3 separate regions of the Homo sapiens genome follow, and regions 1 and 2 are each linked to region 3. Evidence: chromatin contacts called from ENCODE Hi-C or POLR2A ChIA-PET data. All regions are on one chromosome and are shown on one strand. The core of a region is the stretch at or near the end of the contact, and the rest is flanking DNA. Distances in the headings are between cores, read along the strand shown. Region 1 holds the start of EEF2KMT (eukaryotic elongation factor 2 lysine methyltransferase). Region 2 holds the start of UBALD1 (UBA like domain containing 1). Region 3 holds the start of HAPSTR1 (HUWE1 associated protein modifying stress responses).

What was found. A loop is a pair of places that touch in the nucleus more often than their neighbours do. ChIA-PET counts read pairs that join two places held with the same protein, here RNA polymerase II (POLR2A). Pooled maps may share reads with other maps.
Region 1: a map of naive thymus-derived CD4-positive, alpha-beta T cell shows a loop between it and region 3 (15-fold over the local background). The contact joins the promoter of EEF2KMT here to the promoter of HAPSTR1 in region 3. A Hi-C loop is called at or near these places in 1 of 168 maps with a recorded cell type or tissue (naive thymus-derived CD4-positive, alpha-beta T cell), 3 of 37 single-sample maps with no recorded cell type and 11 of 50 pooled maps. POLR2A ChIA-PET finds 5 or more read pairs at or near these places in 3 of 52 experiments (HepG2, endothelial cell of umbilical vein and naive thymus-derived CD8-positive, alpha-beta T cell).
Region 2: a pooled map shows a loop between it and region 3 (13-fold over the local background). The contact joins the promoter of UBALD1 here to the promoter of HAPSTR1 in region 3. A Hi-C loop is called at or near these places in 2 of 37 single-sample maps with no recorded cell type and 5 of 50 pooled maps.

Annotation. Positions count from the first base shown.
Region 1 is chr16:5,095,448-5,100,314 of GRCh38, reverse strand. EEF2KMT (eukaryotic elongation factor 2 lysine methyltransferase) reads left to right here and starts at 2,520. Exons shown (of 8, transcript NM_201400.4): 1 at 2,520-2,671; 2 at 4,801-4,863. The coding sequence starts at 2,576. RefSeq lists silencers at 1,530-2,069, 2,380-2,509, 2,680-2,839 and enhancers at 2,276-2,901, 4,390-4,867.
Region 2 is chr16:4,613,111-4,617,426 of GRCh38, reverse strand. It overlaps UBALD1 (UBA like domain containing 1), which reads left to right and starts at 2,539. Exons shown (of 3, transcript NM_145253.3): 1 at 2,539-2,749. The coding sequence starts at 2,630. RefSeq lists silencers at 806-1,035, 2,279-2,518, 2,859-2,958, 2,999-3,108, 3,189-3,358 and enhancers at 1,086-1,345, 1,183-1,754, 1,755-2,327.
Region 3 is chr16:9,088,653-9,093,072 of GRCh38, reverse strand. HAPSTR1 (HUWE1 associated protein modifying stress responses) reads right to left here and starts at 1,429. Exons shown (of 4, transcript NM_014117.3): 1 at 803-1,429; 2 at 72-152. The coding sequence starts at 1,028. RefSeq lists enhancers at 1-129, 2,399-3,264 and silencers at 280-779, 990-1,329, 1,500-1,569, 2,358-2,488.

The DNA.
Region 1 (4,867 bases), core at 1,271-3,770, 4.0 Mb after region 3:
CTACTCGGGAGGCTGAAGCAGGAGAATCGGTTGAACCCGGGAGGTAGAGGTTGCAGTGAGCCGAGATTGCGCCATTGCACTCCAGCCTGGGCAACAAGAGAACGAAACTCCGTCTCAAAAAAAAAAAAAAGAAAAAAAGATTTCTTCTGTGCTCATGGCTCAGCTCTGTGGTCTGCTAGGGTCCTTCCTCAATCTGCTTGCAATCTATGGAATCAGGAAAGACTGAACCAACCTAGATTTATTAATATTTTAGTATAACATAATACAGTGTTACTTATTACAGCATTGACCGTATATGCCCTTTTGCTCCTTGGAGGAAAGGCAATTAATAGCTATTATGTGAGTTAATAAAATAAGCCCAGGATTTATGAGTGTAACTAACTTGTTACCATTGGTTTTCCTTGTCTCCTGCAGGCAGAGAGCTGATCAAAACAGCAAAAGCAAAGCAGTGCCCCTGGCCCAGTTCTGAAGCCAACCTTCCTTAAGCACCCAGACCCATCCCTGGTTAGGACTTGCTGTGGATTATCAGGTGACTCTATCTCAGGATACAGGGACTGAGAGGGTGTATGCAATATCTCAGACCCAGAAACTGTTGATTCTGTCTAAAAACACAGCAATAACCACATCCCACCCTCTTGATTTAAATGAAAGTGTTTGGGGGAATAAAAGATGAACCTTTTTTTTTTTCTTTGTCAGATCTTGAGCTCATTTGGTTCTGGTGGGGAACAACAGCTATGCGAGAACAAGTGTATTCTATTAGAATTAATTCCCCTCTTATTCTCATAGCTGAGCAGGGCTCAAGAGCCTCTCATCTGAAAGAGGTAATAAGATTTAATCTGTCTCCTCATCTACCTTCTGCAAGTATACTTTACAAATTAGCTCTCGGGACTCTTCCAAATGGAGTTTTATGAGGGATTTGCTAAGGTAAACGTTTTAGACTTTGAACACAGTTCAGATTTCAGGGGCAGTACTGAAATCTGAACTGTGTTGCTAACTGCCCTGCCTTTCAACTCAAGACACAATAACTTTGAACTAAATTAATTATATTTTTGTTGTTTTCCACTCTGTCCCCACGTCTATATCACCACCACCCCCAATCCCACCCCGCAGGAGCTAACTCCTCCTTCCTGTCCCTGCAAGATCAAAACTCCTCCTGCAAGCCCCGCTAGCTCTGTCTGCTCGCCTTCGTGGCAGATATCGCTATTGTACTTTTATACTCATTTGTGTGATAAATACTTCAATGTCCACTTCTTCCACGAGCCCCTGAGCCCCTGGAGGGCCTGGACCACACCTAGTTTTTCTCACCGTTACATCTCCCTTGTCAGGTACCTGGTAGGCGCTTAATAAGTATTTGGTGAACGAATGGCTTGTTTGGTGACAGTCCAAAGGCTGGGGGACAGAGGGAAAGCTCCCTCCTTTCGGACCCCAGACGGGTGGCGCTGATGGAGAGGAGGCTTGGATAAGGCCTCCAGGACCGAAGCGCGCACCCGTAGGGCCCCTGCCAAAAAGACCTTCCTGAAGGCGGAGGAACTGCGAGAGTGCCTACGTTGGCCCAAGGCCTGACCCGACGATCCCAGGGACCCTCGCCCTAACCGGCCCCGCCTCCCGGTCCCCAAACCCGGACTCGGCCCCGCCCTAAGCTCCGGATCCTGGGGCCCGCCCCTGGCCCCGCGTCGGCAGACCGTGGCCTCGCTGCTGGGCCTGCCTCAAACCCTCCACAGGTAACGCCTCCCGAACTTGAGCCACATTCCGATCCCCTCCTCAAACCCCTCCCCGTTTCCCACGCCCTGGACCCCTCGCTCCGTCTCGGCCCCGCCCCAAGCCCAGCTAGGTCTCGGCCCCTGAGCCCAGCCCCGACCGGCCTCCCAGTCCCTGGGTCCCTCCCGACACCGGCCCCTCCCTAAGCTCCGCCTCCCAGGGCCCGCCTCCTGAGCGCAGCCCGCAGCCCGGACTCGGCCCCGCCTCCCGGACCCTGGGCCCCTCCCCACGTCGGCCCGTCCTAAGCTCCGCCTCCCAGAGTCCGAGCACCGCCTGGCCATGTGCTACGACATAGTCAACGCCCCGCCCCGGCCCCGCCTCCTGAGCTCTTCTCTGGGTCTGGCCTTAGCGCCGCCCTAAGACCTGTCTCCTGGGCTCTGCTCCGAGTCTCGCCTCCTGAACCCAATGGCGTTTATCCCTGCCCTAATGCCCGCCTCCAGGACTCTTATCCTGCCCCCACGCAAGGCCCCGCCTCCAGGACGCCACCAACCTGGACGCTTCTGAAGCCCAGCTTCCAGGATCGCCCTATCCTGGCCCCGCCCCAGGACCCGCCAACCTGGACTCTACCCAGGACCTGCCCCCTACCCAGGACCTGCCCCAACGACGCTTATCCTGGCCCCACCCCAGGCCCCGCCCTCATAACAATCATCCTGGCCCCGCCCTAGAGTCCGCCCCCACGACGTTCCTCCTGACCCCCGGGGGACCCCCGGGCCCCGCCCCCTCTCTGCCCCCGCTCACTGCCCTGGGCCCGCCCCCTCTTCAGTCCAGGCCGGGCTTCCGCCCGGTCTGCCGGCAACGCTGCGGCCCCGCCCACGTCATGGCGCCCGAGGAGAACGCGGGGACCGAACTCTTGCTGCAGAGTTTCGAGCGCCGCTTCCTGGCGGCACGCACACTGCGCTCCTTCCCCTGGCAGGTGGGCGGCGGGGCGAGCGGAGAGGCCCGCGGGGCTCGCGGGAGTCCAGGGGCAGACGGGACGGGTCTCCGTGCTGAAGCCCCTGGCGCTCCCGCCACGTGAGTTCCTGGGCTCCCGCCGGTCAGGGCCGCGCGACCCGGTCCCCGTCCCTGGGGCCTGGCCAGAGTCGCTCGCACCCCTCCTGCCCCGCGAGCTGGCGGGGGAAGCTGGGGGCGTCTCCACAGCCTTGGGGGGCAGACGCGCGCTCGGTGTGGGGTACAGTTCACGATCATTTTCACGACTTTTTAAAGGCAGTAATCGTTCTGGTCACTGGGACACAGCTGCCCTCGCCCATTCTAAAAAGTCAGCGCCGTCAGGACCGCAGGTAACCACGTCCTCCTGAGCGCGGTGACCGGGTCACAGGCTGTCCCTCGTGCCTCAGTATTCTCATCTGTATGTTGAGCACTGCACAGAATCGGCTCATGCTCTGAGGCTGTCACGCCTGTGATGGAAGAGACAGAGAAGGGGGTGGCCTCTCCTCGCCCTGGGGACCTGCCATTCTCAGCACAGGCCCATGGCAGGCAGCAGCCTCCCTTCTGCCAGCAGAGGGGCTTAATGCACCCGGCCTCATTTGTAATTCATGTGCGGTGAGCTCACTGGGATGAGTGAGTTTGGATATATATTCCTCCCTGGGTCTGCCCCATTTTATGGGGTGTTGCTTAATCATTTGCGTTATTCCATTGACATAAAATATTTGCACTCAGAGATCATTTCTGGTCAAGAGAAATTCGTGCATTTTTAACCCAAAATAGAAACCTTCATAAAAGCATCATAGGTCTCCATTCAGTATTGACTGTAATTGTTCACATGCCCACGCTGAATGCTAACTTGGGCTCACCCTCAACACCCACGAGGTGGGTACTATTATTACCACTCACATTTGACCAGAGGGATTGTTTGATTAGGGTGCAGTAGTTGAGAGTTCAGACCCAGGAGACAGCCTGTCTGCTTCGAATCCTGGCCCAGCCCCTGGCCCTGTGTGACCTTGGGCAAGTGACTGCATCTCTCTGTGCTGTTTTCTTATTAATAAAATGGGGGATATAATGATACCTACCTCTTAGGGTTGTTGTCAGGGTTGAGTACAAAAGCCTGTGGATCAGTGCCTGGCTCATGGTAAATACATGTTGGTGTTAGCTAGTGTTTTTATTCAGTCTCAAAATGTTTAATAAATGCCTTCTGTGAGCCAGGCACCATGGATCAGCAGTACCCATGACAGATGAGGCTCTGCTTGCATGGGAGAGCCAGAGAATAAACAAATAAATAAACAAGAAAAGACCAGATGACAGTGGCTTTAAAGCCAATAAAACAGGGAAATAGTGAATGCGGGAACTGGGAAGAAGAGTCACCAAAGTCAGGGAATCAGGGAAGCCTTCCCCAAAGAGGTGGCATTTGAACTGGGGCCTGAGTGGTGAAGCAGCCAGCCATGGGAAGGGCTTGGGGAACAGGATATGCAAAGGCCCTGTGGTGGAAACAAGCCAGCTGTGGTTGAGGAACAACACCAAGGCAGCCAGTGTGGCTGGAGTGGAGTGAGCAGGGTGGGCCAGGGGTGAGGGAGAACAGGCCAGAGAGAGGGATTAGGACCAGGTCTTGTAGGGCCTTTTATGGCATGGAGGGAGCTCTGAAGCAATGAAGTGCCTTGCCCTGTGTCACATACCAGCCGAGACAGTCTGCCTAACTCGGGAGCCAAGGCTCGCTGCTGGGCTTGAGGCCCCTGTAAGAGGATAATGTAACTCAGGCTGGTATGGGCACATTCTGCATCTCCACTTAGATGGCAAGCCCATCAAACCTTGGTGCCATGGCTGCCCTGGTAATTCCTGGCTGAGCAGTGCAACCAGGGAGCTGGCCCATGACCCGGGTGGCCGCTAAGTAGCCAGGACTAATGTGGCCAAAAGTCAGCCTTCTTCCTGTGACTCATCCAGGTGCACCCTGCGACATCTGAATGTCAGGCTTTCAGCCGCTGTGGCTTCCACTTCCAACTGGCTCCACGTCCCCAGGGAGGGATCACACAGCGCTTTGCCAACACATTCTATTGCGTGTTTAATGTTCCTGTGAATGCGCCCTTGAGATTTCTCTCTTTCCCCTCCACACAGAGCTTAGAAGCAAAGTTAAGAGACTCATCAGATTCTGAGCTGCTGCGGGATATTTTGCACAAGGTAA
Region 2 (4,316 bases), core at 1,290-3,789, 4.5 Mb after region 3:
CGCCCGGCCAATTTTTTTTATTTTTTATTTTTTGTAGAGACGAGGGTCTCACTATGTTGCCCAGACTGGTCGCAAACTCCTGGACTCTAGTGATCCGCGCCCATCTCGGCCTCCTAAAGTGTTGAGATTACTTACAGGTGTGAGCCATGGAACCCAGCTAATTCTCTGTTTTTTTGTTGTTGCTTTGTTTTTTGGTTTTTTTTTTTGAGACAGAGTCTTGCTCTGTGGCCCAGGCTGCAGGGCAGTGGCGCGATCGCGGCTCACTGCAACCTCCGCCTCCTGGGTTCAAGCGATTCTCCTGCCTCAGCTTCTGGAGTAGCTGGGATTACAGGCGACTGCCACCACGCCCGGCTAGTGTTTGTATTTTTAGTAGAGAACGGGTTTCGCCGTTTTGGTCAGGCTGGTCTCGAATTCCTGACCTCAGGTGATCCGCCAGCCTCGGCCTCCCAAAGTGCTGGGATTACAGGCGTGAGCCACTGCGCCCGACCCGAACTCAGCTAATTTTCTTAAAATGTAAATCTCTGTAGAGGCGTGTTCTCAAAGTCCTGGGCCTAGGCAATCCTCCCTCCTCGGACCCCGAGTAGGTGGGATTACAGGCCACCGCGCCAGCCCGGGAGGGCATTTTCCATCTTGCAAGGCTATACTCGTCCTCCGGGTTTCCGAAATTCGCTCCCAACCCCAGCCGTTCTCACAGCCCCCACCCGGCTATTGCTCTTCTGTCGCCCCACGCTAGGTCAGGGCCAGGAAAAGAGGAAAGACTCAACAAATAGTGTCTCAACGAAGGAGGCTGGGGCCAGGGGGCGCAAGGAGCCGGACCAAGGTCACCTAGAGCTGCTATGATCGCGCCTTACCGCCCCCGGGCGCTCGAAGCGGGCTAAAGCCTCACTAGCTGTCAGCAACGTCAACCGGAAGCGCCATGTGCCGGTCTGTAAACACCGCCCGGTCGCCCCGCCCCCGGCTCCGCCCCCGGCCTCCCCGGCCCAGCGCCCGCCCCCGCCGCCTCTTCATTGGGCGACCAGCTTTGTTTACCTTATATGGCCAGGTCCTAACACCCCGAGGCTGTCCATTGGTCGAGGCACGACCTCACTCAGCTGACGTCACCGGGACCAAACGATGCAAATAAACCGAGGCATTCTGGGAAAGGGAGTTTGGGGCCGCTCCGGAACTGGCTCTGCCGGGCCTTGGCGCCCGCCCGCTAAGGGCCGAGATTTCCGGCAAAGAGCACGAGATTTTGCGTGGGAAAGCGGGAGAACTGCTGGGAGGGGGACCCCGAAGCACCAGAGGCTGCTGGCCCCGCCAGCCTGTCCCAGGCGCCGTCCAGAGGGTCATGGGGCTACAGTGGGGCAGGCCCAGAGCCAGGCTAGGAAGGACCCATGCCACGAGTGGGCGATGAGAGATTGAGTGAGGAGAGCTAGGAGGCTAGCTATAGGCGGTGACGTGCGGCGGAGCTTTTAAGTGGCTCATTCATTCATTCACTGAACGAGTATTTGTCGGCGCCTACAGTGTGCCGGGCCTTTCAGCCTAGACCAGCCGATTTGGGCCAAAATTCCTAGAGACCCCTCTCTTAAGGGCGTGCCTACTATTTAACACAGAGCGATGCCAATCACAGAGGGGTTCAGGGTCCCTAGGTCTTAGCAAAGACGCCTGTGGCCCGGCGTTTGCGCCCATGCACAGATCTGTATGCCCCACCTTGGGACCCCAATTCGTGCCAGAGCAGGGGCACGGGTGCCACCGAGAGCAATGAGGGCGACATGGACGTGCCTGGCTCTGGTCACGGTCTGGACAGCTGCGCACAGTAGGCACTTAGCGTTCAGTCACAGTCCCCGGGGCATGGCAAAGACGTCTGTGGCCTGGCGTTTGCGCCCATGCACAGATCTGTGGCCCCGGCCTCTGGGCTCCTAATTCCCGCCAGAGCAGGGGCGTGGGTGCCACCGAGAGCAACGAGGGCGACGTGGACGTGACTGGCTCTGGTCCCAGCTCAGGCGCCTGCACACATTAGGCACTCAGTTTTCAGACACCGTTCCTGGGCCTTGGCAAAAACGCCTATGCACGAACCTGAGGCCCCCGCCTGCGGACCTCCATCCGTGCCAGAGCAGGGGCCGGGTGCCACCCAGAGCAACGAGGGCGACGTGGACTCCCCCAACCCTGGTCACGGCCCGGGCATCCACACACAGTAGGCGCTCACAGTTCAGACACGGTCCCCAGGCCTTGGCCAAGATCCTGTGGTCAGGCATTTGCGCCCATGCACAGACGTGGCCCCCGCCAGCGGACCCCCATCCGTGCCAGAGCAGGGGCACGGGTGCCACCGAGAGCAACGAGGACGACGTGGACGCGCCCGGCTCGGGTTACGGCCCGGACATCCGCACAGCGGGCGCTCGGTGCTCAGACACGCCCCTTCCCGGGCTTCGCGTCCCCTAGGGTGCCGGCCCCGCTCCCCCGGGGCGCCCGGCGCACCGTGGGGACTACATATCCCAGCATGCCGCGGCGCCGGCGGAGCGAGGCGAGGCGCGGTGAGTCAGAGCCGCACAGTAAATATTTGTATTAGCCGGAGCCGGCTCGCTAATGGTGGACGCGTGAGGCGGAGGCGCGGGCGGAGGAGGGAGGCCGGAGCGGGCAGCGCGGCGGCGCCATGTCCGTGAACATGGACGAGCTCAAGCACCAGGTCATGATCAACCAGTTCGTGCTGACGGCGGGCTGCGCGGCCGACCAGGCGAAGCAACTGCTGCAGGCGGCCCACTGGCAGTTCGAGGTGCGCGGCGCCGGAGCCGGGCGAGGGCCGGGGCCACGGGCGGAGTGTGTCCCGCGTGGCCGCCGGGCGGGGGCGGACGGCGTGGACGCGTGCCGGCTGTGCGCCCCCTCCGGGCCGCAGACCCGACCCGCTTTCCCGACGGCGGTGCCCGGCGTCCGGATCCCAAGGGCTCGCGGCGGGCGGAGGTGGGAACCGGGCCACCGGTCGGGGATACGCCGCCCCCGCGGGGCCGCGAGTCCCCCGGGATCGAGACGGGGACCCCCCCCACCCCTTTTGTCCGGGTAACGGCCGAGGGCCGGGCGGCCCCGCGGTGCAGACGGACAGTCGGGCGGGCGGCCGGAAGGAGGACGCCCCAGGCCTCGGCAGAGCTGGGCCGGAGGGCGGAGCCGCTCCGGGCGAGTGGTCCGAGGGTCCGCGTGCCTGGTGGGCGGTCGGCGGCGTGCGCACACGTCCATGTGCATTTGTGTTTACGCACGCACCGCGCCACGGCGTCGGCCGGGCACCGGGGAGGTGGCGGACCTGCGGGCACGTTGGCGCGCGTGTGAACGCGCAGCCCCCTGGTGCGTTTGGTGTGTGATCAACGCGTACACATGTGGCGGGTGTGCAGATGCCGCCCGTGCCCGGCACGGTGTGATGTGTGTACACGGCCTGGAGTGTAGGGGTGGCGTGTCGGAGCCCCACACTACACCACAGGGATGAGCGTGTATCCCCTTCAGAGGTGTGCCTGGGGACTCCGTGTGCGCGACTAGGTGCTCTCCTGGGGCTGGCAGGGGCATCTGTCCCTTTACCGGTGCAATGGGGAGGGTGCACACGGTTCACCAGCTTTCGGGCTAGCTGGGTAGGAGGTGATGCTGCCCCGGTCTGGCACCCACTCCCCCGGGCCTCTCCTAACCCATAGGACAGTAGTGCTCCTGGCTTGTGCTGCCCAGAGGCTACCTGGCTTTCCCTAATTCACCGACCCCAGGATTAACCCCATGGTGGTTGGTATCAGGGGATGAGGCCAGAGCCCTTTGAGCTGTGCCCCTCACAGGGGTAGGGTCATGGCCTCAGCCATCCCGGTACCATCTGTGCCCAGCCGGGGACTGGGAACCTGGTTTCTCCATGAGGAGCCATCCCAGGGCCTGCAGGAGGGACTAGAAGCCAGAGGACTCTGAGGCTCCGCTTCCTGGGGACTGCAGGGGGATCAGAATGTCCCAAGCTTGGGACAGTCTGGGAAGGCAGTGGCCATCCCATCCAGATGAGTACATCCCTCTCTCCTTGCCTACTTCCCTCCTACCAGCCGTCGCGGAGGCCACTGATCCTGTGTGGTGTTCACCCCAGGACGTGGGAGGCTGCTCTGTCCCTCTGGCCTTAGTTTCCACATCTGTATGGTGGGGTTGGGGGGCATGAGTCAGCTTCTGTTGGCCAGCTTACTGCCCCCTGTGCCCCAAGGCAGCCCCACCCGGAGGAAGCTCCCTGCTTCCCTCCTGGTCTCCACAGCCCTCATCAGCCCTGTTTGTGTCAGGGGCTGGATGTGGCAAAACTTGCAAAACCGCATTCATGGCAGTTACACATCTGCACGCAGGGT
Region 3 (4,420 bases), core at 180-2,679:
GGAACGCAGGGCAGACACCCTGACGCAGGCGGCCCTTCCCTGAATCGGCAATGCAGCAAGGTTATCTTTACCTTTGTAGAGATTGGTGACGGCGGTGGCTGCGTTTTGGAAGGGGACCCAGAGAGAAAGTCCTGGCTGCTGACACACTCGGTCTGAAAAGCAAGCCAAAAAAAAAAAAAACCAAAAAGAAAAAAGAAACACACATAGAAAGAGAAAGAAAGAGAACAAGAATGTTATTTGCGCGTCAATCACTCCGGAACGGCCATATTAGGTTTCGCCATTTTGTTCAGGGGTTTCGGGATCCCAAACCCAGTGTGAGGACCGGGGGGGCAGGGAGGTCGCGGCGGGGAAAAGGGGATGCCGCAGAGCTCAGGGGCACAGATCAGGGACGAGCCGCGGCGCAGGGAAGCGCCCCCCCTGGCAGTCCCCGCCCCGAGGCCGGCTCAGGGCACAATGGGGCCGCCCCGCCGTCTCCCTTCGCCATTTTGTGACGGGGGCTCCTCCTCTCCCGTCTCCGGGCCGAGGGGGACACCGGGTGGCCGGGCCCGGAGAGCGGGGACCCTCGGACCACCCCAAAGCGGGGCTACCCCCACGCCGGCTCTGGCCTGTCCCCCCAACCCCGGGCCTCCCTCCCGCGGCGCCATCTTGCGGGGAGGGGGCGGCAGGGCCGCGGAGCCACCGGCCGGGATCCCCGAGGCCGCCGCCGTCGCGGCCCCCCGAAGCGGCCGCTGAGCCGATAGGGCCGGGGCCGGGCCCGGGCGGGGGCGGCCAAGCGGTACCAAGATGGCGGCGGCGGCCTCACCTTTGTAGAGCTGGGCCACGGCGGTGGCCGAGTTCTGGAAGAGGTGCCACAGCTTCTGCTGCTTGTGCTCGGGCTGCGCGGCGGCCGCCGCCTCCTCCTGCAGCTCGGGGGGCAGCTGCTCGTCCTGTTCGGCCTCGGCCAGGCACTGCCGCTCCCACTTGGAGAACCAGTGCTCGGGCCCGTGCTCCTGGATCTCGGCCTCGCCCTCCTCCTTCCGCTCCTCCATCCTCCGCGGCCTCCCGCGGCCTCGCCGCCACCGCCGCCGCGTCCTCCTCAGGCGGGGCCCCCGCGGGAGCGTCGTCGTCAAGCGGCCCGGCGGCAGGGCCTGGCGACCGACGGCGCCTTCTCCTTTCAGCGGCCCAGGCCTCCTGCACCCCGACGGCCGGCGAGCCCCGCCCCGCGGCCCCGTGCAACCAGGGACGACCCCCGCCCCAGGCCTTCCCACCCCCGGGCCCGGCCGAAGGTCGCCGCGGACCAGATAACCGCTGCCGCCCCTCGCCTCGGCCGCCGCAGCCTGTCTAACGCCCCCCCATGGCGCTGCGGCCTCCCCACTGCCGCCGCCGCCGCTGATCGCCGAGCCCTCCGCGCAGCTCGGCCTGCACCGCGGAGCCCACCCCAAGACTGAGCAACGTCGTCGTCGTCGCCACCGCCGAGGACGGCTCTGCGGCTGCTGGTCCCCGCCCTACCCCGCCCACATGCTGACAGGAGAAGCACCGCCCACTGGGCCCAAGCTACCCTGCCCGGTTGAGGCGTGGCCGCTCCAAGGGCCCCTATTAGTCGGATCCGGCCGGTTCCGCGTGGCGGCTTCTGAGCACAGCGTCGTGATTGGTTCTTCGGCCTGTCTGCCTGACGTAACCAATTGGCTGGGGGAAGGGAGTGAATGTCAGGAAGGATGAAGGAGGAGGAGGGGGAGGAGCTGACAGTGGTTGCGTCCGAGCCAAGGGGGCGGGTGGGGGGTGGAGGGGAAGAGCTAGAAGGGATGCGCATGCGCACTTGCTCGCTGCTCCCCCCCCCGCTCAGGGGCGTTGAGTGGGGATCACGTGACGAGGCCCAGCGACCGCACCCCGCGGGAGCTTTTCCGGCGTGTACAGGCCCTGGGGGGATGCAAAGTCGAGTGCGGCTCCTGTGCCGCGGGCACTGAGAGGTATAGTGGGTGGTAGCGTGCTTACTCCAGCCCCTGGGGCTCCCAAAGGGAGGAGGGTAGTAGAGAAAGTGAATAAAACGCCCAACTCGTGTCCAAGTTTGCAAAGCGCTTTCCTATTCTTTTGAGTACTCCCCCTTTTTTTTTTTTTTTTTTGAGACGGGGTCTTGCTACGTTGTCGAGGTCTAGACTGCTGGCCTCAGGCGATCTTCCAGCCTCCCAGGGCGCTGGGATTACAGGCTTGAGCCACCGCGCCCGGCCCAGAGTCCCATTTCTTAGACGGGCAAATCGACCATCACAGCCAAAGAAAAACTTCCGAGTTGCGAAGTCGGCTCAGTTGCCCCTGCGCCCTGGCGTCCCCCGAGGACGTCGCGCCTTCCGGGTGGACAGGACCTCGGCGGCCGCCCGCGGAGCCAAGGATAACCCGACGGCCGACGGTGCCCGGTGCCCGCACGCGTGCGTCTGCGCCTTTGCGCGCGCGGCGGCCCCCGCACCTGTCCCGAAAAGCACACTCCCAGGCCACGTGCATGCCCCGCGTCACGTACCGGCCCCTGCCTTCCCCGGCCCGAACCCGCGTGGCGGTGCCGAGCGCTGCGCCCGCCCCTACTCCCCCCGCAGTGCGCGATAGCTGGACGCCCCTGCGGCTGCGCGCCCCCCTCCCCTGTCGGGGCTTTCTCCAGGGTCTGAGGCCCCGGAGAAGGCAGCAACGCAGACAGGCGGTGACCGCACAGAGGCAAAACCCACCATCCCCACCTACATGCCCACGGGAGGCACCATCCGGCCTGGAGCGGCGGAGGGCGCCGGCCAGAGGCAGCGTCGCCCGCAGCCTGCGATAGTGCGCTTGCACAGAGCAAGGCGGCTTTGGAAGAAAATCTGACCCCCTCACCGCGGCCTGCAAACCCCTGCAGGATCTGGCCCTGGCGCCTCTCACACAATCCCCTACTTGGCTTGTACCTTGCGCACTCCCCCTCTTCCCCACCTCGCCTGGACGCTCACACACTGGCCTGCCTTATTTCCCTGGGACACTAGGCTCTTTCCTGCCCCAGTCTGCTATCTCTGGAAGCTCTTCCTCCTCCTCTTTCCTCAGATAGCTCCTGTTTAGGAAGCCTACTAGGACAAGCCTAAAGTAGCACCCTTCACACTGTCTCGTATTGCCTGGTTATATTATTTCATAACATCAATCACTATCTAAAATGCTAAATTAGGCCTGGCGCGGTGGCTAAAAAACAGGTTTCCAATTGTAGGGAAGAATATAAAGTGAAAAGCAAACAAAAATCATTCTACCTACCTCATTCTACATCCTCCCAATCCTATTCCCAGGAAATAACTTGTGACCTTTGAAAACGGAGTTATGTGTACGTCGAGTGTGTATGTGTGTGTGTACCTATATACAAGTATGTCCCTTCTTAAGGAAAAAAAAAGATGATTTTATGTGTACTATCCTACAAGCCTTTTTTCCTTAACATAATTTGGATGTCTCCACATTGGGACCTAAAGACTTATTTATTCTTTTAAAATATTGCAAATAATTTCATTGTATGGATTCACTACAAAGTATTTTACAGGGCCCCTATTGATACAAATTTAGATTGTGACCAGTCTTTGGCTATTATAAACAATGCCATAATGAACATCTTGTACATATGTAATACAGTGAACATCCTTGCATATATACATATGTGTATTGAATATATATCCTCAGAAATAGTATTTTAGAGTCACAAGGTATATGAGTTAAATATTTTAGGAGGGTAGGCATGGTAGCTTACACCTATAATCTCAACAATTTAGGAGGCCAAGACGCAAGGATTGCTTGAACTCAAGAGTTCAAGACCAGCCTAGGCGACATAGTGAAACCCAGTCTCTACAAAAAAATACAAAACACAGCCAGGCATGGCGGCACACACGTGTAGTTCCAGCTACTCAGGAGGCTGAGGCGGGAGGATTGCTTGAGCCCAGAAGGCATAGGTTGCAGTGAGCCGAGATAGTGCCACTACACTCCAGCCTGGGTGACAGAGACCCCATCTCAATCAATCAATCAATCAATAAAACTGCCTGCTGAGTGTACGATCAATGGTTGTTGATATGTCAATTTCTACATTTCTGCATTCATGGTAGCACGTGGGAAGTCCAGGCCTGCACATGTAGGTATGACAAAGGAGAGAACACAGCTGGACGATTTCGCTGCCTGCAGGCTCCGCTTCAAAAGCCACACACCACTTTGGACAGTCCAAAGGTTTCGAGTTTTTACAGAATGAAGGCTGCTCTTCTTCTCCTTCATGTAACTCAGACCCTGTTCCAGAAGCCTCTGGCCTTTTCTTGTAAGAACATAATATTTCAGCCATACATACAAGATGGAATGATATTGAATAGCATAAACGCTGGCTCTATAATAAATATTTGTCAGTTGGAAAAAACAGTCTAAAGAAAAAGGAATAAATATTGAAAAGCACCACCTATCTGCTTGATTTCCATGA